Regions from separate parts of the Homo sapiens genome. Here region 2 is linked to region 1. A link is a contact called in ENCODE Hi-C or POLR2A ChIA-PET data. All regions are on one chromosome and are shown on one strand. Each heading gives the region's core, a stretch centred on a gene start or an enhancer-like site at or near the end of the contact. The rest is flanking DNA. Distances are from core to core; before and after follow the strand shown.

Evidence for each region. A loop is a pair of places that touch in the nucleus more often than their neighbours do. ChIA-PET counts read pairs that join two places held with the same protein, here RNA polymerase II (POLR2A). Pooled maps may share reads with other maps.
Region 2: a map of chondrocyte shows a loop between it and region 1 (2.5-fold over the local background). The contact joins the promoter of TRPC4 here to the enhancer-like site in region 1. A Hi-C loop is called at or near these places in 11 of 168 maps with a recorded cell type or tissue (A673, GM23248, IMR-90 and 7 more) and 5 of 50 pooled maps. POLR2A ChIA-PET finds 5 or more read pairs at or near these places in 4 of 52 experiments (A673, AG04449, BJ and 1 more).

What each region holds. Positions count from the first base shown.
Region 1 is chr13:37,655,023-37,660,593 of GRCh38, reverse strand. TRPC4 (transient receptor potential cation channel subfamily C member 4) reads left to right here. Exons shown (of 11, transcript NM_016179.4): 7 at 5,311-5,506. Among named protein-coding and RNA genes, the nearest start is that of POSTN, 59 kb to the right of the region's middle. Within about 2 kb of position 3,858, at least 5 of the 41 ENCODE cell types and tissues checked have a DNase peak (open chromatin) inside an H3K27ac peak, as active enhancers do; they include IMR-90, PC-3, PC-9 and 2 more, where a contact is called at or near this core.
Region 2 is chr13:37,865,575-37,871,050 of GRCh38, reverse strand. TRPC4 (transient receptor potential cation channel subfamily C member 4) reads left to right here and starts at 1,279. Exons shown (of 11, transcript NM_016179.4): 1 at 1,279-1,456. It overlaps LOC124903160 (a long non-coding RNA gene), which reads right to left and starts at 1,908. Exons shown (of 2, transcript XR_007063762.1): 1 at 385-1,908.

The DNA of each region.
Region 1 (5,571 bases), core at 2,609-5,108:
ATTATTCCTTCCACTCAGTTTCAAACTTTGTTAAAATTTTGAACCCAATATTTCCCATTAGCTACCACTCCTGTTTCATTCCTTTCATCCAAGTAAACCTAAAAGAAGCCTATACAAGATATCTTATTTTCTCACCTCTCACTCAAACTTCATCCAATTATAATTTGGCTTCTGCTTCCATCATTCCACTAAAACTGCTCTAAAAATTATCACCTGGAGCCTTCTTATCACCATTAACTATGGATATTTATCTGCTCACATTTTACTTAATGTGTCTGCTTCATTTGACCCTGTTTAACACTTCCATTTCTGGAAATCTTGCCCCTTTTAACTTCTATATTATTACCTTTTTCACTTCAAATCTTACTTCTCTAGCCTTTCTCACTTTACTCTAACCCTAACCTTAAGTATACTCTGATAATTTTTTATTTTCATTACTGCTTTTAAATAGTGGTATGTCTTAGCATGCTAACCTGAGACCCTTTTAACAGTACCCCTATGAAAACTCATCTGTGCTTTTGGAATTGGCTCTATATGTCTAAGTCATGACTTCCATATTTATATTACTAGCACCAATTTCTATCCTCGGGTTGCACAATATATTCAGCTGTCTAGTGGACACCTCTCTCTACATGCCTCCTGAAGACTTAAATTCAATCAAAGGGAATTTATCAGAGTCTCTCTAAAACATATTCTTCCTCCTGCTTAATTCCTTTTCTTAGTCAACATCACCACAATCCACCCAGAAACTTACATCAAAAACATTTATCTTATTCTAGATCCTACCTTCTTCTCATCCCTTCCATGTGTAGTCGGTCAATAAATATCTGTTCCTGCTCCTATTATCTTGGCACTGTCTTCCCCTTGCTCTCCACTGATGCCCAAATCTAAGTACCCCTGCCCCTGGTCTCTGCCTTGTTTCTTATGTCTTCCATTTTGCTTCCTGAATTATATTTCTAAACTAATATCTGAGGCTACCCTGTTTAAAGTGCCAAAATGGTTTCCCATTTCTTACAGGATACTGCCACATTCTTTAGCTTGACATTTTAGATCATTCATTGATCTGCTTGTCCCCTGCCTCCTGTCTTAGTCCATTTTTGTTGCAATGAAGAAATATCTGAGACTAGGTAATTTATAAAGAAAAGAGGTTTATTTGGTTTATGGTTCTGCACACTCTATAAGAAGCACAGCATCAACATCTGCTTCTGGTGAGGGCCTCAGGAAGCTTCCATTCATGGCAAAAGAGTGAAGGGAAGCAGGCATCACAGGGGGAAAGAGGAAGGAAGCGAGGGAGGGAGGTGCAGGGGTCCTTTCAACAATCAGCTCTTGTGAGAACTGATAGTGTGAGAACTCACTAATTACTCCTAGGATGACACTAAGCCTTTTGTGAGCAACCCACAATCCACCCTCATCACTCAAACACATCCCTCTAAGCCCCACTTTCAACATCAGGGATTACATTTCAACATGCTATTTGAAAGAGACGAACATCCTCTGTATCACTTCCTTTTCTTGTCTCATCTTTCAATCCCCCATTAACACTTTACTCTTCAATATTTCCTGATGGATTATAAATACAAATCCCCAAATACGTTATTTTCTTCTCTTATTCGAGAATGGCCTTATTCTGCCCTTCCATGTGGCAATTTTTTTTTCCAAATCCTACCTCAGATATACCTTTTGCAGGAGGCCTTTTCTGGTCTTCTCCCTGACTGAATGCCCAGTGTCAGGCTGTGATCCATGTCTTCTATGCATCTTCATGCCGTTTCCCACCAGTGAATACATACTTCCTCCTGCTCCTTTCCAGGTTATTTTCTCATTACCCTGAGAAGAACTACATGTTACCAAAAAACACAAAATATTTAGTTGTTGAAACTATTCTATGTGCAATTTTAAGCTATTAGCCCCTGGTAAGGTACTTTCTTATGAAGAGAGGGGCACAGGCTTTGTGACAGGTATTGTCTCATTAAGCAAAGCCCTTTTATATTTGTTGGAGCTGTATTCCTAATGGTTGTAACTGGCCAGTTGGAGTCATACATTATTTTAATATTTCATTTTTGCTTATAAACTAAAGATAAAATATTCAGATGAATTTTTTATTAATTTATGTTTGCTCATTGTTTTAGTCCCATGGGATAGAGGAAAATTTCAACAATGGAATACATTACTTTTTTACACGTTCAATTCTTCTGGCTGTAAATATATAATCAGGGAAACAAGCTAATTGTATAAAGCATATGTTGAGCAATATATTCAAAGCAAGAGATAAAATGCTATCATTAGGAAGGCAGGACCTAAGTCCACCCATACAGACTGTTAGGATTTAGTCTTCAACCCAAGTTTTATACTAAATGTCACTTAATTAAATTGTAGCATTATCTTGGAGAGTTTTCAGTTCATATCTTACCACAGAACAAGAAAAATATTAGTCACGTAAAGGCATTCTGAGATGTGATACTTTAAGTAATGATCCTTCAATGTATGGGCAATGTTGGTCTCAATAGATTTGGGAATTACTAATGACAAAAACATTTCTGAAAGCAGTGGCTTTGAAATGTTAACTTAGACTGATTTTTTAAAAATCCACCTGTTATCTGAACAATTCATTGAGAAACACTAAGGCCAGGGTCTTAATTCCTCTGAGAAATAAATATATTTTAGTTAAGTGGAACTAGTCTTTAAATCTCACCACTGACTTATTCCACTAAAAGAAGGAAAATAAAAGAAAGAAATAATCTATAAGTAATCATGAAATGTCACTTTATTTAGAATTTTCCCCTTTAAATTTTTTTAAACATCAATAAATATTTTGCAAAAGTATTTATTAATGTTTCCTAAAATTAGTAGTTACTATGTAGACAGGAGCAAATGTGTACTATTCAAAATAATAAGTGGTTTATTCTGCATCATTGTTTTTATTTGAAAAAGAACCTGTAATGGGGTTTATGTGGTAACATTTTACACTATATATTGTATAACTTATAATATTTAACTTACAACTTTCCTTAAATTGCTATTCATGTCAGGAAAACCAGCTGATTTTTATGTGTATACTCACAGTGAGAACATAAACTATTTGGAAAGAAAGAATACAATTCTTTCACATTAAATCCAAAGGACACTATGATTAATTTTAGAAGTTGTCTTTAAAGTTACTAAAAATAAAGAATTCATGGCCATGGGCCAAATTTACTTTTTCCTGAGAAATTTTCAAAGAGTAGCTTTAGTGGCCTTTGTCTAGGGCCAATGAGTCAGATTGAATTCTCTCTATTATTGTTGGAATCTGGCACCTGGGTTTTCCTCTAAGAATATGTGATCACCTCCTCGTAGAATGCACAGCATTCCATTTAAGAATCACAGTCTGGCTAAAGTTGATCAGATCAGTGCCCTTTCTCCTTCACAATAATCTGTTGTTCCGTCATTTTACAGGTCTAGAAAATAAATAGTTAAATTTTCTGTCTTAAAATTAGTTGCTCAATTAAAAATATGAAATTTTTTACCTTTTTAAAAAAGCAATTTCCATCCTGAATGCCAATTAGGCATATTTAGCTGGAATCTCCTGGTTATATGCACTAGAATTCACAGCTTATTTCAAGTAACAGGCATTTAGTTATAAAAAAACATGCAAAGAATTATAGCCCTTCAGTCTTCTGAGTAAGGGTTTATCTTTGCAAGGGCAGAACCTAGAGCAAGCCCCAGCTTTGGGAAGAGCCGGAGTTGACGTAGTGCTGGGCCATGGGATTGTTACTCTGTGTGTCAGCATTAAAATGAGTCAGCTACTTCATCCTTATTCCGAGTTTACTTATTGCCTGGCTTATTCATCCTCAATTCTCTGCTTCTTAGTTTGTGCTGTCTCAAACCTTTGGCATCCCGTCATTCCAGTGACTCTGACTCCACATCATAACCCCTGTCATCCCAACCCCTTTGGGCAATTATCTTGATATTTTTAAGGCAAACTTCTCTAGAGGGGAATTCTGATCTTTTTTGCCTTAATGCATGCCACAGGCCACTGGCCTTATATGAATTTTCTCTCCTTGGGTCACTTGACCATGATTGACTTAGTCCATGGAGGTATTGGGTGAGAAGCTCCAGAGTCTTACACAAGGACTACCTTTCCATAAAAGGGCATACAGGGGACAATGCCACTGGGGCTGGGAGTTGCCAGAAGCCATAATTGACTTGGTTCTGCAACACCATTCCAATCTAATGCTAATCTCCCAATAGACAGAAATCCTACCTCCTTAGTCATCATGCCGTGTATGAGAAGGTTTTCATTTTATTTTTGTAATTTAAATATAGTCTCATTTTAACGATTTACCAAGAAGTATGAAATCTCTATCATCGTTTTATTACACTATATTAATGTATTATTATGGTCCCTTTGAAACAAACAATTCTCCATTTGAGTTCAGATAGTCCTCAGCTTATTTCATTTTTTGGAGTAAGTTAAAGGGACATTATTTTCAATAAAATAGCCAGAGTTCATTCATTGGCTAGAATAAATAAAATGTTCCTTGAAATACCAAAAAAACCAAAAACCCATCAAATTTTATTACGTAAGCATTCTGAGACTCTTTACCATCTTACAAGATGCATTATGTCCAATTTTAGTTGTAAACATAGAAATCTGTAGTAATTATAATGTTCTCAATTCTCCTACAACCAAAGCAAAATCAGTAAAAGAGCAAACTTTTTAAAGCCTAAAATTTGGGATCTATCATTTATTAGTGATGACTTAGTGCCCTAGGACAGAGATTGACAAATGTTCTATGAAAAGGAGCAGATAGTAAATATTTTAGGTTTTCTGAGCCATATGTTCTCTGCTATAACTACTTTCTTCTGCCATTGTAGCACAAAAGAAGCTATAGAAAATGCATAAATGAATGAGAATGGATGTGTTTCAATAAAATTTTATTTATGGATATAGAGATGTGAATTTTACATAATTTTCATGTCATAAAATATCACTCTTTTGATTTTTTTCCCAACCATTTTAGAAAGTGAAAACCATTCTTAACTCAGTACCCATGCCACATTTGCCTCTCTCTGCCCTAGGAAACTAAATTTAGCTTTCAAAGCTCTTGGGAAATTTAAGTACACCATTTCTACTAGTTTGAGGAAAACAGTTTTATTTCACTCTTTTTATCGTTTAATTTTATAATTGTCCTAAAAGGTTATTTTACTGTTGATATTAATGTTTAAGTTAATTATATATATATATATATATAATCATGCCAAGCTTTATTGTTTTATCCCATGTATAATGATTCCATTAATATAGCTATTAGTATCATTTTATCTTTATTACAGGTTATTTGAGACACTGCAGTCCCTGTTTTGGTCAATATTTGGGCTCATCAATTTATATGTGACCAATGTCAAAGCACAGCATGAATTTACTGAGTTTGTTGGTGCCACCATGTTTGGGACATACAATGTCATCTCTCTGGTTGTTCTACTCAACATGTTAATAGCTATGATGAATAATTCTTACCAACTGATTGCTGTAAGTTGACCAGCTTTATTTTAATTCAATGTTTCCTCTAGAATGTGTTGTTCTTAGCTATACTC
Region 2 (5,476 bases), core at 30-2,529, 210 kb before region 1:
CAGGGCTTTCAGAAAATAACGGCAATCAGGTAGAAACAGAGTCTCGAGGAGGGTAATTGCCAGCTAGGATTCCTCAAGGGCTCCACTCTCTATCTTACACGTGAACTCTATCTTTCTCTGGGTCATGGGGTCACAACCAATTAAGACTTTCCGAGTGACAAGCTGGGAATCACCGTGTTGCAGTTACAGCAAGTGTTATTGCCAACTTTGCCAATAGTGTGTGTGTGGTTTGTGTGTGTGTGTATTCCTCTCTGTACTTTAATCTTATTTTCATATGTGAACACTAAAGAGATTGGACAAGAGATAACGTTTATCTTGAAATCTCACTCTCAGTAAGATGGTACCAGTATCGCACACACACACACTCGCACACACGCACATCACCTGCAGCCGCAGAACCTTGCACCCTTGGGCTGGCTCGCGTCTTAGGGTTTTGGTATATTTGGTGGAAACTTGCTGATTTCCTATGCCTTTTGGAAAGACCAAGCTGGATGAGGGTGGTTGGAACGCTGTGGCTCATCATTTATTCATTGCGACTGTTTTGATTGTTGACACTAGTGGCAAGCCGCATCCTCCAGCTCTTGCAAGGGAAGTCTGACACCTTGAGGACAGGAGAGGGGGTGCCAGTCGCCCAGAGAAGCGGGAGTGGGAGAAGCTTTGAGAGTTGCAGGGGACTACTTTTTTCCGGTCGGGCGGCGGGCCTCATGGGTGCTTGTTTACCGGGCTGGGAGCAGGGCATTCAAAAGCTGGGTGTCGGAGCGCACTGAAGTCCAACACGCCTGCAGAGACCGCCCTAAGCCTGGAGGTGTGTCTGGCTTGCATCCAGAACCACAGGGTGGATTCTCGCCACCGACTTGGCTGGATGACGGCTGGCTGGTGGTGAGCTCCCCTGCCCACTGGCTGACCTCAAGCAGTTGGCCCCGGTAGGTGGAGGCTATTCGAGGGGGACAAGCTGGGGACGCAGCGTCAGCTCCTGCCAGCGCGCGGGTCTCCTCCACCTCCAAGCAGTGTGGTGCGTGGGACGCGCATCTTCCCGGACTATCCCTTTCCAGCGCGGTCTGTGCGGACCCCGAGCCCGGCAGCCACCAGGGACGGAGGGCGGGGTGCCTTTCTCTGGGCTCATCCGCTGTCAGCCGTGGGAACTCTTAACTTTATCCAGAGGGATCTGTGCAGGCGGGGGTGGGAGAGGTTCTCCTCCCCTGGCGGTTACCTCCCCCTCCCGGGCCGCCCCTCCCCCGCCTCCCATGGCTTCGCTTTCAGAGCATCCTCACTCCGCCCAGTTCGGTGCCAGCTGCGTGGGCTCCAGCTTCGATCGTTTTCCTTGGAATGCTCCAAAACTCAGCAGCGACTAAGGGAATTCCATTGGAATTTGCCGGGCGTGCTCTCACCCCGCACGGCACCCGCGCCGTCAGTCCTCGGATCCCATCACTTCAGCCCGAAGATTGCAACTTTGCAGGTAAAGAGGATGTCGCCTCGGGGCTCCGTTCGACCGGAGCTACACCTCGCCTTCTTTCTGGGATCTCGGTTAAGTTTCCTAAGCTGCCTGGGAAGCCGGCTCTCTTCTGGGAGGCGGACATCCCTGCGGGGTTAGGAGTTCAAAAGGTTCTGGCTATGTGGTTTCTCTTCAAGGCTCAGGAAAAAAACCTGTGAAGCTTTCGGTGCTTGACTCGGGCTGAGCAGGAGTTTGGGGGTGCTCCTCAGTCTTCCGCCGCACTCGGCTTTAAAGCAGGGGAGAGGGCGAGGAGTGAACCCCCGGTGTGACTTATATGGTAAACAAAGGAGCTGCAGCCACGCCGTGGTGCTGGGGAATGTGGCCGTTTTTAGCCTTTTATGCATTTGGGGAAAATGGAGATCTCGGGGGCATCTGGGTGCATATAAGTGAGGCCTTAGCTCTCCGGCACTTAAAGTAGGGTAACGAAGGAAGGAGAGTGATCAATGTTCTACCGATCGATTACATTCTGCGTCGTTTTCATTCTCTGTCAAGAAACAGAAACACTTTTATCCGTGTTGCCCGACCCAGGCTAGTGATTCCTAGTTCGCCTGGCAACCGAGATTCCAATGAAGCCAATGAAGCCAATGACCCGGTTTGCTACTTGGTTAAATCACTGGGATTCACTGCACAACTTGTTGTTCCAGCTGTGAAGTCAGCTGTCTTTTGCGACTAGAGACAAGAGAATACTGGAAAGGCATCGAGGGTTTAGGAGAGCTGAGGAAAGGGATCTCTTATCTTGTCTGCCTGCATTCACTATGGTGTATCCACTATGGTGTATCCCTGTTCACATGGCTTCTTAGAGAGGCCCTTCCCAGTGAAATTCCATAGCTATAAAATGCAGCAAGTTGCTTAAGGAGTAAGCACCAAGCCAAAGGAGTAGGAAGAGACAGAAGGAAGCTTTAGTTGTTTTATTAAAAAAAAAAATAGACAGACTTGTAAAACTTTTTCAGTTTTAATAAAACACCGCCTCTCAGAGCTCATATAATTTCTGCCTTTCCTTTCACAGTACATAATCACAGCACAAAGAATATTACAAATTCTTTAAGCAAAAGGTTTACTGGAGGGTTTTTTGGTTTGGGGTGTTTTTGGTAAAACTCTAAATTAGACATTGAGAGTAAGAGTGGGTGGAGATGTTAAAATGTTGAAATCTTCATCATTGTGTTGGGTTTGCTATTTAAAGTTACATTTGTAGCGCCTACTTTCTTATTCACCTGGACACTATTGTCCAGAAAACATCCTCCTTAAATGTTTAAGGGGGGAAAAAAAACAATAAGATCAATTTCAATTTACTTGCTCACTGGTCATTCTGAAAGATATATGAGTTGGAATAGATTTTCATTACTTATAACCTTTAAAATTTTGTAATGGTTATATTATTTATTTTTCTGTTGCACTTATTTCCAAAAGGTCAAGATAAAACTGCATTAAAAAGTCTATGACAGAGTTAAAGTTCTCTTTGAATTTTATAGCTATTTTAATTATTAGACCAGTAAGAGACCAAATAACTTTTCATATAAAATAACCTTAATCGATTCATACTGTGTATTAATAGGAAATAACAGAAGCAATCTTTATATTCTTTCTCATTAGAGGAAATTTTAATGTCTTATTCTATACACACATTTCAAACTAACTTTCTAACTTATGCTCCATGGAGAACTACAGCCATCTATAGGACTGAAAAGTTACCTGTTTCAACATCCTCATTTAGGAATCCAAAGCTAAATAAATATTAAAAAACAACAACTTATGTTTATAAACTATTACATCATTTTAATTGGTAAGGAATCTGGAAGTTAGATTGGCTATTTTTCAATATTTGGATGGCTGTGTCTATCAATATTTTTGTGAACTAGATGTTGTTATAAACTTCACTGTAATAACTAAGCTTAGAAAAATTGCTGTTTCTGAACTGTAGATGAAAGATAGAAACAATGACAATCATTATTTTTAATTTTTCTTTTATGATTTCAAAGTTATAAACATCTGATCATCTAGTCAAATGCTATCAGCATACCCTGTGATAAAGACAATTACATTTGTATTGAAATATAATAACCCCCTTTAAGATGCACTGATTTTAACCCCACTGAATTAAAACTACTTTTAAGTGTATATTTTTGGAAATAGTCTGTTTTATTTTTATACCTGCATGTTTAATTGCCAGGATTATTTATAGCAATTCAGATGATCAGCATTATATTTAGCAGCTGAAAACTGAAATAATTTCTCTTTTCTGATCGATGCATATATTGGAACAAAAATAAAAATATGCACACATTTGTTCAATAGTAAGTATTGTAACTATCAGTGCTTAAAGTTAGTATAGATATATAAGTAAAGATAGATATATGAGAAATACTAAGCAGTAGCTAGAACTATAAAATTAGGGACTGAATATTTTATGAAAATATGATTGTTGTATTTTTGAAAATAATGTCAGGTAAAGGGAAAATACAATAAACTATTAAATTTTCCTTTTTCCAAAACCATCATTGCCATATAGCTTATGAAATCAAATTCTAATGTGCACTTTGACTTTAGAAATTGAATTGCCTAGACTCAATTGGAACCAGTGTTATTGACCTCTTTAATGCCTATGGAAACCCCACCATGATTATTTGGTTCTCATTAAAAATGAGGTTGAGGAGACAGCTCAAAATAAAAACTTTGCCTTTTCACCTAATTTATACCCTATACCCGCCCCCCCCCACAAAAAATAAACATTAAAACTGGTTCGACTCAACCCAAATTTAATTGGGAATTTGTTTCTATCTAGTTATAATGAAGAGTTGATTTAGAACTATCTCACTACTCATGTTTTCTATTTCTCACCCTTCCAGAGGCATTGACCCCGCAATATTTTAAGAGATTTGAGAATATTTTGATCAGGGATATAATATCATGGCTGTGTCTTTTTAATCAGCACAAATATAGACCTAATTTTTGAGAACATTAGTATTACCAAAATAACTTTATGATGCAAAAAATGCATTTAGGGAAAGACACCATTTGTTTGGGAAACTGAAAATTAAAGGCATGCGCATTGAAAATGTATTAATTCAAAACCTTGTGGTTTCATGAACTATTTAGCAAATTAAGTGCTGTATTTAAATGTTTAAAAAATATAAGTGACCCTCCTGAAAGTTGTTTAATTTTAATAGAATAAGAAAGAAATAGTTTCAGAACTTGATCTACTATTGTAACTAAACTGTATGTAATATCCTATTAATATTAGTGTATGTTTTATCTCTCTTTTTAAAAATATAGCAGTGTCATAGAATAATGACTTCTTGAGAGACACTAAGTGACACATGGACACAGTGTTACATATAAAATTAGAAATGTTAATTAAAACATTAATTTAAAAATATGCCTTGATAGCTTTATCTAGCACACTGCATTCTTTTTGAGAAATGACAGTGAAATTAAATGAATCAGATATTCATTAATTATATTCTGTCTGTGGTTTGCTGTTAGATTTTGAAATATGTTGAAAAATTACTTCAAGCAAATACTATCAAGAGTTCAAATTTACCTGAAACAGGACCTATTGTGAAAAAAGAAAAGAGGGAAAATGGGCCAATATTTATGAGAATTTAATGTACACTTGGCACTATGTGAGAAACTTTGAAAAAGAAAGCTATTTTTCATTGTTATCTTAACATCTACCTTGAAACTGAAGTATTATCACATTTTAACAACCTGAGAAAGATGAAATTTATGAAAATCACAAAATTGCTTTGTGGGAAGGCAGGATTTGAAGTATATCAAATTTTACTATCAGGTACTACGTCTACCTGATGGTAAAGACTACACTCTTTTTACTTAATTCCTGTGGTTTCTAAAATACAATCAATAATCTTTTAACAAGTTTCATAAATTCATTTTTTCAGCTATTTGTTTCTTGAATTTTAAAAATATTATAACATTGGAATATAAACAACTGTCCCCATCATGGGGATAGAATTTGAAACAATAGTC